Regions from separate parts of the Homo sapiens genome. Here region 1 is linked to region 2. A link is an interaction called in ENCODE POLR2A ChIA-PET data of the cell type or tissue named here. Cell type or tissue: PC-9. All regions are shown on one strand.

Region 1 (2,500 bases), 140 kb after region 2:
GGAGGCAGAGGTTGCAGTGAGCTAAACTCCAGCCTAGGCAACAGGAGAGAGAGAGAGACAGAGACAGAGACAGAGAGAGACAGAGAGAAGAAATAAAAGCAGGAAGGAAAGAGAAAGAAAAAGAAAGGAAAGAAAAGAAAGAAAGAAAGAGAGAAGGAAGGAAGGAAGGAAAGAAAGAGAAGGAAGGAAGGAAGGAAAGAAAGAAAAAGAAAGAAAGAAAGGAAGGGAGGGAGGGAGGGAAAAGAAATGAGAAAAGAAAAGAGGGAGGGAGGAGGGAAGGAAGGAAAGAAAGAAAGAGGGAGGGAGGGAAAAGAAAAGAAATGAGAAAAGAAAAGAGGGAGGGAGGAGGGAAGGAAGGAAGGAAAGAAGGAAGGAAAGAAGGAAGGAAGGGAAAAGAAAATTGCAGATAATTTTTCTTTGGACACTATCAGATCCCTCAACAAACAATATCATCAGCCACACCCTTCTTCATCACCTTAAGAAGTATGGAGATGTGAAGTATATTTTATGTTCATGTGCTTTGATCAATCCCAATAACTTTCAATTTCCTAATTTCACATATGATAAATCTCCAAATGCCTCAAATAGGTCCATGGTCCTTCTGACCTATAAGTGAAATCATTACTAACTGCTGTGGATCTGAAAGGGAGACACAATGACTCCAACGAGTTGAGGATCATCCTTCCAAACCTCTCTACCTGTCAAGGAAATAGATTTGAAAGCAATGCAAGCAGGTGAAATTTCAGGTTTTAAGATTAATTAGATGTTGAGGGTGAGGCTGAAGAAAGAATACATGTTGGCCTCTAGTTTAGGCAACTGTGTGGAACTTTCAATCCCCAGTGGCTGGAATTCTATCTGGCACAGGGCACATGCCAAATAAATGTTTGTGAATGAAAAAATAAACAAAAAAACTTCCCCTGAAATGAATCACTTCCCTTGACTTCCTTATTTTTGTCCTATATTTTGATCGTTTTCCTAGTCATTCAGCCTTAAACTCATCACTGACTCATCTTGAGGTCTTGTAATTGTTGGGGTTCTCTGGAGAAACAGAATCACAGAACCAATGCGCGCGCGCACACACACACACACACACACAGAGAGAGAGAGAGAGAGAGAGAGAGAGATTTATTATAAAGAATTTGCTCAGAGCAATTATGAAAGCTGAGAAGTCTCAAGATCTGCAGTTGGCTAGCTGGAGACCCAAGAGAGCTGATAGTGTCGTTCCAGTCCAAACGTCACTGACTTGAGCCAGGCACAGTGGCTCACGCCTGTAATCCCAGCACTTTGGGAGGCCAAGGCAGGGGTGGATTGCTTAAGTCCCTGTATTAGTCCGTTCTCATGCTGCTAATACATATTGGAGACTGGGTAATTTATAAAGAAAAGAGGTTTAATTGACTCACAGTTTTGCATGGCTGGGGAGGCCTCAAGAAATTTACAATCATGGTGGATGGGGAAGCAAACACGTCCTTCTTCACATAGCAGCAGGGGAGAGAAGAATGAGTGCCCAGCAAAGGGGGAAGCCCCTTATAAAAACATCAGATTTCATGAGAACTCACTCACTATCACAAGAACAGGATGGGGAAAACCACCGCCATGATTCAATTATCTCCCCCTGGGGGAACTACAATTCAAGATAAGATTTTGGTGGGACCACAGCCAAACTGTATCAGTCCAGGAGTTCAAGACTAACCTGGGCAACATAGTGAAACCCCATCACGACAAAAAAAAAAAAAAAAAAAAAAAAAAAAAATATATATATATATATATATATATATATATACACACACACACAAATTAGCTAGGCATGGTGGCGCGTACCTGTAGTCCCAGCTACTCAGAGGGCTGAGGTAGGAGAATTGCTTGAGCCTGGGAGGCAGAGGTTGCAGTGACATAAGATCACACCAAGATCACTGAACTCTAGCCTGGGTGACAGAGTGATACCCTATCTCAAGAAAACCATCAGCAACAACAGCAAAAGTCACTGACTTGAGACCCAAGAAAGACCAATGTTTCAATTCAAGTCTGAAGGCCAGAAAGAAAACGATGTCCCGGCTTGCAGGCTGTCAGACAGGAGGCGCTCCCTCTTACTCAGCCTTTTTGTTCCATTCAAACCTTCAACTGATTGGACAGGGCTCATCCACATTAGGAAGGGCAGTCGGCCTTACTCAATCTATTGACTATAATGTTCATCGGACCCAGAAACACCCTCACAGACACACCCGGAATAATGTTTGAGCAAATGTCTGGGCACCCTGTGGCCCAGTCAAGTGGACACACAAAATTAACCATCCCAGGTCCTTTCCAATTAGTCACCAACATCTGTTCTTTTCTGGAGAGTTGATTTCTATCCTGGCAGGAAAGAGAGGCACATGGAAAAGAGGCTTATTGAAGGGAACTGAATGAGGGGACTGGTCAGAAAGGTCAGCACAGGATGAAGGGAACTTATGATTGAAGGCTGGTGATGCTTCCAAGGACCTGCATCTGTAAGAGGATGCTATGA
Region 2 (2,500 bases):
GGCCTCCAGAACTTTTCTTATCTTCCCCAAATGAAAGTCTGCACCCATTAAATAATAACTCCCCATCCTGTCCTTCCCCCAGCCCCTGATAATCTCTATTCTATTTTCTGTCTATGAGTTTGACTACTCTAGGTATTTCACATAAATGAAATGATACGGCATTTGTCCTCTCATATCTGGCTTGTTTCACTTAGCATAATGTCTTCCAGCTTCATCCATGTTGTAGCATGGGTCAGAATTTCCTTCCTACTCAAGACTGAGTAATATTCCATTGTATGTATGCACCACTTTGTTTACCCATTTATCTGTCGATGCATGTTCAGGTTGCTTCCACCTGTTGGTGGTTGTAAGGAAAGCTGCTATGAACGTAGGTGTACAAATAAGAGTTTGAGTCCCTGCTTTCAATTCTTTTGGGTATATACCTACAAGTGCAATTGCTAGATCACATGCTAATTCTATTTTTAACTTTTTGAAGATTTGCCATCAAGCTGCATTTCTTTTTTCTGCCTTTCTGATATGGTTTGCCTCTGTGTCCCCACCCAAATCTCATGTGAAATTGTAAACACTAATGTTGGAGGTGGGGCCTGGTGGGAGGTGATGGATCATAAGAGTGGATTTCTCATGAATGGTTTAGCATCATCTCCCTTGGTACTATATAGTGAGTGAGTTCTCCTGAGATCTGCTTGTTTAAAAGTGTGTGGCACCTCCCCCTTCACTCTCTTCCTCCTGCTCTGGCCATGTCAGGTGCACGATCCCTCTTTCCCTTCCTCCATGATTGTACGTTTCCTGAGGCCTCCTGGGAAGCCAAGCAGATGCCAGCCTCATGCTTCCTGTACAGCCTGAGGACCCATGAGCCAATTAAACTCTTTTCTTTATAAATTACCCAGTCTTCGGTATTTCATTGTAACAATGCGAGAACGGACTAATACGCTTTCTTTCCTTCTTTTTCCCAACATCCAGTAAAAGCCCAATCACCTCAGTGGCCAGCTCCACTTTACTTTGGTTCAGTAAACCTTCCTGAATTTCCTGGAAGCCCTCTGGGCTGTGTGTTGCTATCTTGGGCGGTGAAAAGCAATTTTACCCCTCTTTTCATTTTTTATTTTTAAACTTCAGCTGCAGAAACCACCTGATAGAAAATTGCAGACAAATCCTCCTCCCACACAGGAAAACAAGTGTTCAGAAAGTCCAGCTTACCAGCTAATTACAGGCTTTTACCAGGGATTCACGGCAAATGCTAAATTGCAGACCAACCTTACTTTTGTTATGAAGTGTTTGGAAACATGCTAATAGGCTGGGCTTTGGTTCCTCGGCCTAGAGGTGACAGCTCTTTCTCTCAGTGGACAAATAAAGCAGGTTAGAACCTTATGAATCTGAGTTCAGGAGAACTGTAGCTTTGCTGAGATACATACTGGCTTAAGACACCTTTCTCATATTATTCCAGCCAGTACCCTTTATGTAAATTGCCACCCTAGCTGGGATTTCCACTCACAGCTGTGGTTCGGAACAATGAATGAGCAATAGAAATATCTGGGGTGTTTTTAAAAAATAGCTACTTATAGATGCTCAGTGCCTCAGCCTAGTCCAGTTGCTTTAGAGTCTCTGCGGAATGCAGTGCAGCCATTGGTAGCATTTTAAAGCTCTCAGGTAATTCTAAGGTACAGCCAGGGTTGAGAATCCCTGATTTAAGGGGGCAGGCAGGCAATGCTTCCTTCTCCAGAAAGAATATTTTCAACGAGCTTTTAACCAGAGGAGCCTGAACTTCCAAGTCAGGGCCCCAAAACTTACAGGAGAGAAGCGGGTCTTCTGTGAATGGAGAGTACAGGACTTCCCTGACAGCATCAGCTGACCACTGCCCCAGCTGACAGTTGCCACCTGAAGTGCCGTGGGTTGAATAAAAGATGTATGGAGAGGGGGTGTGGTGTGGCTACCCTTGTAGTTTGAGCCTTATGAGGTAACCATATGGAATTCAAGGAATTCGAAAAAACCTCTGCAACTATATGCAAAATTTTCCATACTTCCATGTATTTTTCTGGAGTTCTAATCACAATCCCTGAAGTTCTGTCATACCCCCCCACCCCCAGAATAAATAACCTCAGCTTTTATCATACTACATCATGCAACAGTATCTAATGCAGTTATTAAAAATGAAAAGTTAAATCCATTTGTATTCATATTGATCTGAAGGCAACGAACACATTCATTGTTAATTAAACCAAAGCAAGTGTCAGTGTGGTATCCATGGAATGTCCTGGTAAGCTCCGCCAGGGCAGGGATTAGGTCTGTTTTGTTCACTGCTCTATTCCCAGAACTTGGAAGCACTGCCTGGCACAGAAGGTGTTTAATACACACTTGCTGAATTCATGAATAATGTTTTAAAGGAACAGAACCCTCTGTATGTGGATATTGTTTGTGTGAACAAGGAAAAAAGTGTGGAATGCTACACAGCAGAACATTAAAGGCATGACTTCAGGGAGAAGGAACTGGAAAGGGGAAGGCATTA

The links. Peaks named below come from ENCODE experiments on the same cell type or tissue, not always from the same donor. Only the 100,000 strongest peaks of a DNase experiment are listed, where the experiment ranks them.
Region 1: POLR2A ChIA-PET joins it to region 2 with 12 read pairs; 4 of 35 experiments call an interaction of 5 or more read pairs at or near these places.

What each region holds. Positions count from the first base shown.
Region 1 is chr16:19,090,754-19,093,253 of GRCh38, reverse strand. LOC124903656 (a long non-coding RNA gene) reads right to left here and starts at 1,318. Exons shown (of 2, transcript XR_007065010.1): 1 at 1-1,318. In PC-9, no CTCF peak of the experiment used is centred here; a DNase peak (open chromatin) is centred at 993; H3K4me3 peaks cover 822 bases; H3K27ac peaks cover 2,500 bases.
Region 2 is chr16:19,227,630-19,230,129 of GRCh38, reverse strand. The region is part of intron 7 of SYT17 (synaptotagmin 17); the gene reads right to left. Among named protein-coding and RNA genes, the nearest start is that of CLEC19A, 57 kb to the left of the region's middle. In PC-9, no CTCF peak of the experiment used is centred here; no DNase peak of the experiment used is centred here.